Regions from separate parts of the Homo sapiens genome. Here region 2 is linked to region 1. Evidence: chromatin contacts called from ENCODE Hi-C or POLR2A ChIA-PET data. All regions are on one chromosome and are shown on one strand. The core of a region is the stretch at or near the end of the contact, and the rest is flanking DNA. Distances in the headings are between cores, read along the strand shown.

Evidence for each region. A loop is a pair of places that touch in the nucleus more often than their neighbours do. ChIA-PET counts read pairs that join two places held with the same protein, here RNA polymerase II (POLR2A). Pooled maps may share reads with other maps.
Region 2: a loop to region 1 is called in a map of Caco-2, with 13 times the contacts of the local background. The contact joins two enhancer-like sites. A Hi-C loop is called at or near these places in 3 of 168 maps with a recorded cell type or tissue (Caco-2, endothelial cell of umbilical vein and transverse colon) and 10 of 50 pooled maps. POLR2A ChIA-PET finds 5 or more read pairs at or near these places in 2 of 52 experiments (OCI-LY7 and activated CD8-positive, alpha-beta memory T cell).

What each region holds. Positions count from the first base shown.
Region 1 is chr18:13,525,914-13,532,334 of GRCh38, reverse strand. The region is part of intron 4 of LDLRAD4 (low density lipoprotein receptor class A domain containing 4); the gene reads right to left. Among named protein-coding and RNA genes, the nearest start is that of LDLRAD4-AS3, 58 kb to the right of the region's middle. Within about 2 kb of position 1,279, at least 7 of the 41 ENCODE cell types and tissues checked have a DNase peak (open chromatin) inside an H3K27ac peak, as active enhancers do.
Region 2 is chr18:13,627,050-13,633,471 of GRCh38, reverse strand. The region is part of intron 5 of LDLRAD4 (low density lipoprotein receptor class A domain containing 4); the gene reads right to left. Among named protein-coding and RNA genes, the nearest start is that of MIR4526, 19 kb to the right of the region's middle. Within about 2 kb of position 3,156, at least 5 of the 41 ENCODE cell types and tissues checked have a DNase peak (open chromatin) inside an H3K27ac peak, as active enhancers do.

The sequences.
Region 1 (6,421 bases), core at 30-2,529:
AAGTTTCAGCCGCAATCTTGAATGTATAGTCACGTATTTCTCAGAGGGAGGAATAATACATACTCCAGAAGTCGGCTGCTTCGCTGCCCCTCCCAATCGCTCTTACCCTCTGAAGGCAATTGCAGGAGCCGTCCACCGCATGCACGGCGGGGTGCATCCCTCCGGGTGACTTTAACAGCCCGGCAGCTGCCTCTGCAGCTCTGAGGCTGCATCGGCTGTCCCCAGCCCTGCTCCCATCTCTCACTGCCCATCACCCTGCATGGACCAGGGTTCCTACTCTTTATCCTCCAAAGTAACATGACCACCAGGCAGGGGACCACACTCTGCCTACATTGGGGGTGGTGGGGGGTCAGTGTGAAAATCACACTCCACACAGCACAAACAGCCACTGGCATGGGAAGCTCTGTCTCCAGAGGGCCAGGCCGCCCCCCAGCAGGGCCACCAGCCACCCTGCATCCTCAGCGCAGCCTCCTGCATATGGCCGCTCCCGCCCTCAGAGGACCCTCACCCCCTCCACTGTCTCTGAGGCCAGCACAACCCCAGAGTTCTCTAAGGAGAAAGATGCAGCGCTTTCTCTCCATCTCCATTTCCTACTAAAGGAGGCCCATCAGGGTTCCAGCCCAAAGAGCAGATCTCTGAGCACCAGGAATTGTGCCTTCCTCCTACCTCAGACCAGAGCCAGACAACCTCTCCCCATGACATTGTTATCACAAAGTGTGATTTCTTTAAAAAAAAAAAAAAAAAAAAGATGGAGTCTTGCTCTGTCACCTAAGCTAGCGTGCAGTGGTGCGGTCATATCTCACTGGAGCCTTGAACTCCTGGCCTAAAGTGATCCTCTTGCCTTGGCCTCCTGAGTAGCTGGGAGGCTACCTATTTTTTTTTTTTTTTTTAGATATGGGGTCTCACTATGTTGCCCAGGCTGGTCTCAAACTCCTGGGGTCAAGCAGTCCTCCTGCATTTGCCTCCCAAAGTGCTGAGATTATAGATGTGATTCTATAATCACACAGTGCGCACGGCCAAAGTGTGATTATTAAGCCGTAAGACTGATTCCACAAGTAGGACAGTCACACATCTGTCTCCGTACTTAACAGACTTTGTATTAAAGGAACATCAAGCATGTGACTTAATCTTGAGTTGGAACTGGTGCCACCCAGTGCCCATGTGACCTTTGTGGACCCTTGGCTGCCTCCAGGACTGGGCTGGTCCTGAGCCCAAGGCAGGCCCCAGGGTTAAGGAATAGCAACTTCTAGTTTTGTAGAGTGCAGGAACAGCCAGCAAGCGGACCAGCCTGCAGGTGGCACAGTGTGGTCAGCAGATGAAACGAAGGAGAACCACTGTGTTAAGAGGCAGCTTAACTTTACTCTAAATCCAGACTTTTGGTTTGGAAGTGTTTAGAATATAGTCCTTCCAAATGAAGTTTCGCTGCCCAGGACCACCCCCCACCCCACCCCCAGCCCACACCACCATGACCCTGGGACATCTGCGGGGGCTGCTCACCAAATGCTATGGTTCTCATGCCCCCATCCCCTTCCTCCTGGCTCGAGGGCAGGCTTCCAGGCAGCAGGAGCCACAGCTCTCACTCTGGGGGTCCACCCTGGGCCCTGGCAGGGTCCCTGCATGTCACACACGTCACCAAGCTGTAACAAAGAACCCATGTTTTATCGTGCCAGGGCACGAGAGCACTCACTCAGTGGGCAGAGAGTCCAGGGTGCCTCGCTGAGCCAGCGGACCCCACCCTGCCGCCTCTCTCTGCTGGGAGACAGATTATCCTTGGGTCAATTTGCTTTCACTGCAGATATTGCTGGAAATCATTTCATTTTGGCCAGGATGTTTTTGGACTCCTACTAGAAGGACACGCTGCCCAAGAACACGCAGCACTGCTAGAATCATGCTGCTCCCTATCTAAAGCCTCGGAATGCTCCAGAAACAGACTGATGACCCCATCATCTCCTCTAAGACTGTCCATTAACAGCTGTGGCATTCAGTGGGAGCAAAAAGGAGGAGGCCATCTTTTAGAATCCAATGTTGTTTTTCTTCTGGGGGAGGAAGACGAACATGTGTTCCTTCCTCTTCTTACTTTTAAAAGTCTGCAGCTGTACACTACATTTCCACATCACTTTATTGAGGTTTATGGTTTTTACAGCAGCAGGTCGGTGACTCCACAAATCATCCATCAAGGAGTCTGGAGACACATGGCTGGAAGCACAGGTAGGGGGCAAATTTAATTCTTTTGACTCAAATGTGAATTTTATGATCGGGCAGTGTTTTTTTTCCTTTAACTTGGCCTCTAAGGACACATATTTGAGGATGAAACTCACCCTGAAATACCACCTAGTCACCTCAAATTATCTGAGATATTTCAAAAGAGAAAGCTTCCGACTACAGAGATAAACACATCATTTTTCATGAAAGCAAACATTATCTGAGGATGACAGTGCTTCAAAACGGAACCTCTTCCACCTCGGTGGGATGGTGCCATGGAAGTCTCTAAAGCAGTAACAGCGTAACAAGAGGACACACTCTGTGGACAGCCTATGTGGATGAAACACAAGTTTAAGGACATCAGAACGCTGTCTTCTGTGCACACATTATTTAAATGTCCTGCCAACATTCAGAGAAAGGATAGGATCGCTATTGATCCAAAAGTTATATTTTCTTTTCAGTGTTTTTCACACTGGAGGGGTTAGCAGCTCAACCTTTGTTTCTTGCCATGTCCACATGACTATGAAAACCACACTTCACAAAGTCACTTGATAGATCCCATCCTAAAGGCATGTATTATTTACTTGGGTCTAGTTCTGTGAGCTCTGTGGCATTCCAGCTTCCTACAGGGCTTTCTAAAAGTCTTGCACCGCGACAGCCTGCCTTTGAGGTTGCCAAGGTCTCCATATGCATTTTTTCATTTTCTACTTGTGGATGACCTCCTTTTAACAGGCATCAGTGTTCCAGGTAGCTTACAGTCATCACCACCATTTGTATCATCAAAGGCCATCTTCGGAGAATACCTTTCCCTTTGGAATGTGGGAGGAATACATCAAAGAGAGAACCTGAATCTCCCAAGTAGCTAGTTCTGAAAGGTCACCACTATGGTACATGGGCCTTTGGCCAGTGCCGGGCAACTGGGGGCCCAGGACTGCCAAATGAGGGGGTGGCTGGGGGCAAGCTCTGGTTTGCTCAGAGCCAGAATCAGACAGTGAGCTCCTTAACCAGGTTCTCCCTACACATCTTTAATCTCTGTACTTTCTAAGCAAGGGTTTCAAGTAGATGCTGCTATTTCGACTTCCCATCATTCTGACATCAGTTGGGCCAGTGTCTCTGGCCTCCTGTGATCCAAAGCATTGGGAAGCTAGAACCACGGCCGAGGATCTAAGCTCTCGCTACCCAAAGCGTGGGCCACAGACCAACAGCAGGGGCATCACTGGGAGCTTGTGAGAGAGGCAGATGCCCAGGCCTCACTCCCAACATCAGAATCAGAATCTGCATCTTCCTGGAACCCCCTGGGAGTCATGTATCCTACAGTTGGGGGAACGCTGCTATGCAGGAGCCAGTGGGGTGTGCAATGGGAACCACGGGTGTTACTGCAGAATCTAACTCTGCAACAAGCTAGTTGTAGAAGAGCAAACTATTCTTTTTGAAAGTGGCATAAATTTGCAAACTTACGTAAATTATACTAACCTTGTTGAGAGGTTGAAAACAGATGATAATAACAGCGCTCAACTCTGGGCTGGGCGTGGTGGCTCATGCCTGTAATCTCAGCACTTTGGAAGGTGAAGGTGGGTGGATCACCCGAGGTCAGGAGTTTGAGACCAGCCCGGCTAACATGGCAAAACCCCATCTCTATTACAGATACGAAAATTAGCCAGGCGTGGTGGTGCACATCTGTAATCCCAGCTACTCAGGAGGCTGAGGCAGAAGAATTGCTTGAACCTGTGAAGCGGAGGTTGCAGTGAGCCAAGATGGCACCACTGCACTACAGCCTGGGCGACAGAGCAAGACTCCATCTCAAAATAATAATAGTAATAATGGTGCTCAATTCTGCTGTGAGGACTAACAGGGTAACGCAGGTAAGGCGTCTCCAGCTCAGTGCTGGCAGAGGAAGACTACTGGCAGATGTGGGCTAGGAGTCACTGTGTTTTCCCCCATATACTTTTAGACTCAGGTGGGGAAGAGCCCCCACTCTCAGGGATCTGCTACCAGGCTGCTGTAGGAAAGCCCAGGTAGGTTGTCCAGGGCAGCATATCAGGCAGTGAAGTGTGAGGCCAGGTGCAGAAGCCACAACTTTGGGTAGAAAGGCAGACGACAGTCACTAGGAAGCCAGGAGGGAGTGTCCCAGCCTCCTACATGGAGGGCAGGAGCCGACAGAGAAATGGAGGCAGCTGGCCCAGGACGTCAAGCCAGGCTAAAGCAGGAGGCAAGCTTTGAGAATGGGTGTCCATGGCGAGGGAAGCAGGGGGTGCTGCAGGAGTGGCAGCCCGGGGTCTCCAGCCCCAGACCTGATGGGCTGCCTCTGTGAAGGCCATGGTGGCCTCCTGGGACTCAGGCAGGTCCCCAGGTCCTTCTCATTCCTTTCACCCACCAATTTAGACCATGTAGGACTGCTTGGGCCATTCTACTTCCCCTCCTTTGCTCTCACACTCTGCCTCGTTTCTCCCTCCAGCGGAGCTCTCTCTTCTGCCTCTTCCAAGTAGCCATGCATGTGGCCGAGTCCTAACAAATTTCCTAGAGGGGCCGGTGAGCAGAACAAGGTGAGAAGCCAGAAAGCCCGCGGGTGAGGGACTGCAGGCTGGGGAGAGGCTCACATTGGGTCAGCCTGGAGCTAGGTCTTTGGCGAGGATTGAGAAGAGGTGGGAAGAACAAGGTCTTCTGGAAAAGCTGTGTGTGCAACAGGCTCCCTCGGCCCAGGCCAGCACCATAAGGGCCCGGTCTCCAGAAGGCCAGCAAACCCAAGTGTCAGCCTGGAGGCCCGCCTCCTATACAAGGCACAGTTCATGCTTCATTCAAGGACAAGGGCATATGCCAAGCGACAACCCTGTCAGCAATATTAAGACATCTTCCCATGCACGACTCTCTAAGGCTGATCTGTGACGGTTGTCATGAAGTGTCTGTAGAACTGGTATTTTCTGAGCACCATTAAATTCACTTATTTGGCTTCTCTGCCTCACAGCCTTCTCCAATGAGCTGAGTAAAAGCACGAAACTTAATGGTGTCTTACAGGGAACCTGCACCAGGACATGAGGTTCCAGCCCAGTCAGCATCACTGCCCAACGTTCTCTGCCAAGGGCAGCTGCAAATGACAGGGGTGCTTTTCATCCTGCAGCACAAACATAACAGTCCCATGCATTCTATACACCCATCCAGATCATCTATATTCATGAGACAGACAGTAACCAGAAAAGGGGCCAGGACACCACTCAGGGAAGGAAGTGAGGGAAGGAGGAAGGGAGGAAGAGAAGGGGAAGAGAGGAGGAGAGGAGGGGAGGACTTTGGACCAGCACTCAGAAGCCTTAGTTCACACCGTGTCTGCTGTTTCTCAGCCTTACATCCCTAAGCAAATCTCCTGTCCTCTTTGAGGCCCAGCTCACCCACATATAAATGGAAAAACACCTTCGAGGATGCGATAAAGATGAAACGATGACACATGGCAAGTGCTTTCTACATTATAGAGTACATCATTGTAGAACTGACATTTTATTTTTGCTCTGACTAGGATCAAATCACACCAAAAATAACCTCACAAGAGTAACACAGAAATGGTAGTTAATGCTCAAGCAAGACAATGGAGAAAATGTTGCCCATTATTTAAAAAGTATGGCTCAATCACAAGTGATCTCATGATACAGAAAATGCAAAAATGTGAGAGACTTTTTAATTGCTTTTTTATACTTCTGGCTTTGTTTTTGGAGCTAACTTCATTTCCCCTCTTACAGACACATCTCTTTTTCTCTTCTCACACATTTAAAGCTGTTCAGAGTGCATTATATGTTTTCCAATATTATAAAAATCCCTTCCACACACTTTATGACATGCCCCAGCTTATCCGGGGATATTTTTCCCACCACATGCAGTGCAAGGAGTCACTCCAGGCTCATTGACAAGAGGAGGGCCTAGTAGGCTCCTGCGGAAATCCTGAAGGCTTGGGAGATGCTGTCCACCTAACTTGCGATGGGAAATGAAAATGCACAGAGGATATATCCCATATCCATCCTATGGGAGTGTTTGCTTATAACAGTGCCATAAAATTCCCACAGGAAATTAGCTCCCTTCCCCCCAAAATAAAATATAATAAAATTCCCAAATCGCGACTGAGTCCATGAGATTTCAAGCATGATTAATACCTAAAAAGTATTCTGAAATAGAAAAAGCTGCTCTAAATCTGCATGCAGAGAGAAACCTCACATAGACACACAGGAGGGCGCAAGAT
Region 2 (6,422 bases), core at 1,907-4,406, 99 kb before region 1:
CCTTGACACCAACAGCCTGGGCACCGTGTACATGACTGATGGCAGCAGGAGGCAGACAGGCTCCTGGGCAAAAAGGGGCAGGTCCCTGCTGAAGCCCCACCTTCAAGCCAGGAATGGCCTAAAGCATGGGGGCCAAGCTGTCAGTTCTGAGTGGAGTCCACAGACCAGAGTAAGAACTTAGGATGCTTTTTCTGGGCCTGCCTGTGGCCGTCCATGGACCAATCAGCATGCACTTCCTCCCTTTTGAGCTCATTAAAAATCCTGGATTCAGTTTGACTTGAACAGACATCGGATCAACCTGCCTGTGGATAGGAGCTACTCACTGCAGGTCTCCTCTCCACTGACGGCTAGACACTTATTGGCATGACCTGCCTGAGGAAAGGAGCTACCCATTGACAGACAGACATTGGGATGACCTGTCTGGGGAAAGGAGCTACCCTCTATGGGTCTCCTCTCTGCTCTGAGCTGGACAGACGTCAGGATGACCTGCCTACAGAAAGGAGCTACCCATTGACAGACAGACATTGGGATGACCTGTCTGGGGAAAGGAGCTACCCACTGTGGGTCTCCTCTCTGATCTGAGCTGGACAGACAGACATCAGGATGACCTGCCTACAGAAAGGAGCTATCCAGTCTGGGTCTCCTGAGAGCTGTTCTGTTGCTCAATGAAGCTTCTCTCCAACTTCTCACCCACCAGTTGTCCATGTACCTCATTCTTCTTGGATGTGGGACAAGAACTTGTGACTGGCCGAATGGTGGGACTAAAAGAGCTGTAACATAAACAGGGCTGAAACATGCCCCTCCACTCACCACACTGTGGGGGACAAGAAGGAAAGAAGAGCTGTGACCCTTAGGGCAGCCCAGACCTAGGGTTCTCCTGGCCAGGGCTGTGACACCATCTTTGGGACTCTGCAGTTCCTGGTGTCTCCAAGCTTCCGGGTACCATCACATTCCCCTCATCCAGACGCAAGTGCCTGCAGTGGATGCTGCATGCAGTGTATCTGGTCCAGCTGCAGCCTTGCACAGAGCAAGCACCTGTGCCAGTACCTGGAGCTGCCTGCCCTGCTGCAGCAACCAGCGCACCTGGCTGTGCACAGTGGCTGGACCTTGCACTCACTTGCTCACACACCCCTCACCATTCTGTGCCTGGCTTGCCCTTGGCAGGTGTGGGATCTGGGCCAGTAACGTGAGCTGAGCGCAGCCTGCCAGGGGAAGTGGGCAGGATGAGCCCAGTGGGCATGAGCAATACTCAGGCAGAAGGCACCACCAGCCACAAAGGTTTCTGACTGGCGAAGTGACACCCTAAGGATCCTGTGACAATACTATTTCTGCATCAACTGAGATGATTGTGGGACAAGAACTTGGGACCTGCTGAATGAAGTTTGGGACCCCCAACTTCATTCTGTTAATGTAGTGTATGACACTGACTGAATTTCATGTATGGAACCATCCTTGCCTTCTGGGAATAAATCCCCCACTTGTTGATGATGTATAATCCTTTTACTTTTTTAAATTTAATTTTTATTTAGTATTATTATTATTTTTGAGACAGAGTCTCGCTCTGTCTTCCAGGCTGGAGTACAGTGGCACGATCTCAGGTCACTGCAACCTCCGCCTCCCGGGGTCAAGTGATTCTCCTGCCTCAGCCTCCCGAGTAGTTGGGATTGCAGGTGCGTGCCCCCATGCCTGGTTAATTTTCGTATTTTTAGTAGTGACAGGTTTCACCATGTTGGCCAGGCTGGTCTCGAACTCCTGACCTCAAGTAATCTGCCTCCCTTAGCCTCCCAAAGTGCTGGGATTACAGGTGTGAGTCACTGTGCGCAGCCAGTATAACCCTTTTAATATACTGCTGAATTTAGTTTGCTAGTATTTTGTTGAGGACTTTTGCATCAATATTTATAAGAAATATTAGTCTATGGTTATCTTTTTCTGCTGTGTCTTTGTCTGGCTTTGGTATCAGGAATGCTGGCCTCATCTCATAATGAGTTAGGAAGTGTTCCCACCTCTTGAAATTTCTAGAAGTTTAAGAAGGATTGATGTCAATTCTTTAAATGTTTGGTAGAATTCACCACTGAAGCCATGTGGTCCAGGTTGGAGATTTTAGACCATTGGTTCAATCTCCTTACTAGCTATAGATCTATTAAGATTTTCTATTTCTTCATGATTCAGTCTTGGTAGGCTGTTTCTAATATCTTTTCATTTCATCTAGGTTATCCAATTGGTTTGCATACAATTGTTCGTAGCACTATTTTATAATCCTTTTCATTTCTGTATTTATTGGATCATTTTTCTTCCAACCAGTACATCTCATATTATTAAAGGACAGTCGTCTGCAGCCATGACTTACTGAGGGTTCCCTTGTGCTGCACCATGGGCTGTCGCCTGCTGCCATGCGTCCACGTGTGCAAGGCCACACCACGCCCGAACCCTGCTGGGCTTATGCTCTCAGCTACACTCTCCTTTCCACACACACACAGAGGACCCCAGGAATGATCAGATGTGGGGACTGGAAACAACCAGGGAGAGCACTGAACACAGTGTTTTCCACCATGTGCTTTGCAGCCTCTTAGAGAGCTGGAAAATCCATTTAAGTGGGTCACAGCCAGCATTCCAAAAACTGAAACAGAACAGAAATGATCTGAGCACACTGTAAGTATTGTTTTGTAAAACCTCTGCCTTAATTGCATTATAGGAGGCTTTTGTGTTGTGATATAAAATGTATTTCTTACTGTTCTTCATGGCAAGATACAGATTGAAGGCCTCCGAATGAAGCCAGTTATCCCTCATTTTAGATGGGGGGAAACTGAGGACAGAGGGCATATTCCTCTCTAGGCACCTCGGTCAGTCTGCGGTAAAGCAAGACTACTGCTGGGTATTCTGATTCTACCCAAGGGCTAACCTCCCAGTGAATGAATGTATTTTATGGCCTCAAATAGTTGGAAATCTATTTTTCCCCTGTTCCACAGTGAGAATTTCAAAGAAGAGGTGAAATTGATCTTTGGATATTCAGCAACACCTTTGCCTTCTGATAAAATCAATTTTCCCTGTTTTCTCCCTTTTTTCATGCAGCCTCTCCACCATCCTGATATTTTATCACTACCGTCCTTTCCACTCTAGATGGCAGTCACAGCCTGGATGTGAGGCCAGTACCCCTGGCTGTCAGAGACTGCACCTCCCCCTTTCTTCCTCCTGGGGAATCCATCATCAGACTTCTCAGATTCAAGATCCCCCAACTCTGCTCAATCTAGGGCACGTCCCTTAAGAGAAAAGACAAATCATCTAGGAAGGTCTGCTGGAAGAAAAGGAAGGGAATCCTTTCTATTTCTGGGACAATGCAATGGGCTAGCGGGGAAAAGCAATATGAGGTGCCTCTCCCAGCTTGGTGCTGGGGTTAGTGAGCAATCGGACTTCAAGAGGAATCAGCCTGGGAATGAGAAAGTTCCAGGCAGCAGGAAAATGTGGAACCACACAAGATCCAGGCAGGCATCATCCTGATTTCAGCACCAGTTGCCTCGTCTCACATGTGAGAAGAAGTCAGAGCTCAGAGGGGATTTTCTGTGACCTTCACCCAAGGTCACAGAGCTGCTGGGGCTTTGCCAAGAGCCAGACCCCAGCCTGGTGAGCCTCCCCAACAGGGGCCACCCAGAGTTATGATCATTAAGATAATTTTTAATCTTCTTCTCTTTTTTTTTTTCAGAACAAACCACACCAACTTTCAAGGACTAAGCAAAAAATAAACCAACAGATTTTACTATTAGATTATTAATGCTAATACCTTATATATTTAAAAGATTACTATAAATTTGTTGATAAAAATGTTCATACATTTTATTTAAAATTATTATTTTAGCCACCATAGAAACCATGTTCAAATGAATTACTCTGGGAGTCTATAGATGCCCAGAACATTACTGCCTTTAGCATCAGTTTACATGATCAGAGGATGTTTTGTAATTGCAAAGGTAATACATGAATACATTCTTACCATAAAAGTTTTACTGCACAGATCAGTGTTCCTTTGTCCTTACTTCCTTCCCAGGCACAGCTGTCAGTTTGCTGTGGGTCCTTCCTGACCTTTCTCTACAGATCAGTTTGTAACTCGGACGTCAGTCTCACTAATTGAGTCGTGCTTGCCTTTGCACCAAAATTGTATCATTTGGTTTGATCACCCATATAATGAACAAGACTTAACTCTAAATGGATTTTGGCTGGTACCAAAAATCAAATCTATCCCCAAGAGCAAAACTATTTGCTCTTTGCAAAGGAAGATTTGCCATTGTGGAGAAGCTTTTAAAAAATTTCCCTTGATTAAAAAAACAAACAAACAAATAAAAACAACCCAGTCAGGTGCAGTGGCTCAGGCCTGTAATCCTAGCACTTTGGGAGGCTGAAGTGGGAAGATCGTTTGAGGCAAGGAGTTCAAGACCAGCCTGGGCAACACAGTGAGATCTTGTCTCTACAAAAAATTTAAAAATTAGCCAGGCATGGTTGCGCGTGCCTATAGTCACAGCTACGCAGGAGGCTGAGGCAGGGGGATCAGTTGAGCCTAAATGTTCGAGGCTGCAGTGAGTTATGATCATGCCACTATACTCCAGCCTGCGCAACAAAGTGAGATCTTGTCACTTAAAAATAACCCCAAAACCTGAAGGTAATTCCCAAACATTCTGAGCAGTGCCAACATCAGTAGAAGGACTATTTGAGACACTGTCACTTTAAAGATAAGCATTGACTCTTCCAAAGCTCTGCCCACTGTGGTTCAGGTGGGAATCTGCGTGCAGCTGGGGTCCAGCATCCTTATGCAGTTTCTGCCGGGCCGCTTGGCCTCCTGTTTCCCTTAATTGAAGGGAGATGTTCTCATTTTGAGGTGATGTGAAATTGTCTATCCTCTAATGCTTCAATTAGACATAGCAAAGGGCAAAACCTTTCAAATGACCACCTGGGCAGCCTGATAATTGGAAGTCCTTGCTCACTCAGACAGACATGCTGCGGCCAACCCGCCGGACCCTAAGCTCTTGGAAATGCAGTTTCCGTGAAATGCAGTAACGGAGAGCTGTCACTGGACAACCGACAAACACACACATCTGGTCTGTGGTGCAGCAGGGTCTGCCTTGCCTGCAGGGAAACGGTCCCCTGCGGTTCATCCCCACAATGATGCCAGAGGAAGCCTGTGGCTCTTTTCTTTAGTCTGGAGTGTCAGAGGCAGACCGAGTACAACTGCATCAGTAAGCCCTTTAGTCCACTCCTTCAAGCCTTACTGAAAATCATTCCTTTCCATCGTTTTCCACATGCTTTTCTAAACGTATGAGGTGGGCAGGAGTGAGAGCAGCAGGGCACAGCGAGCCAGCGCTCCAGCCGCAGTGGGAATGAACAGTGTGGCGCTGAAACCCCTGCTCCCTGTGCCCTCCGAGGGATCCCAGGACACTGCCTGTGGGTTTCTCAAACACCCCTGAGCCTGGGGCCCACCTCAGAGCCTCTATCTGCAGGGGAGGGTAGAGGGACACTGCCCAGGTAGAGAAAGGCACTCGTCACATATGGCACACCCAGAGGTCCCCTCACTGTGAGTTCTGAGCCCCAGCACAGCGGGCTCCTGGCTGTCAGACACCTGCCCAGGACCGTCTGCCCTCTGGCCACCGCTGCTCCCAAGGCCAGCAGAGAGGCTGCTGGTGCAGGGCCGAGCCTCAGAGAGCGGGGAGCCCATGGCCACCTCTGTCCCTCTGGCTATAAGCTTTAGTCACAGAGGAGGGCCTTGCCTGGGGAGATGACTGGACAGCAGTGGCCACGAGTGACCATGTCAGGCTGGGCACAGGACACGCACAGCACTGTTGACCCAGACACGTGTCTCAACTCCTAACCAGGCAGGAACAGTATTTACTTCCACAAGGACCTTCTCACCCATTTTTCTGGGAACCAGTGGCCCTCTCAGTCTATCTTGGTCTTCAGCCTTGCAATAGAAGCCTGAGTGCAGAAGAAAATTTTCTCTGAAAAACAACCCCCACGTGCAAACCCACAGATGGCAATGCTGCTGCCCGGCACTGAAGGGTCCCCAGCGAGAGACAGGTGACAGCCCGGGCAGCACAGGCCCACTCCATGGCAGCCACCTCACAGCCCCAGCCTCAGGGTGTGGCCCCATAGGCTGCTTTTTCAAGAGAAGATGGAAACTCCAATTTTCATGTGAAATCTCACAATTTTTATTTTTTATTTTTTTATTTTTGAGATGGCGTCTCCCTCTGTCGGCCAGGCTGGAGTGCAATGGCGTGATCTCAGCTCACTGCAACCTCTGCCTCCAGATTCTCTTGCTTCAGCCTCCCAAGTAGCTGGGATTACAGGCACGTGCCACCACACCTGGCTAACTTTTGTATTTTTGAGTAGAGACAAGGTTTCACCATGTTGGCTGGGCTGGTCTCAAACTCCTGACCTCAAGT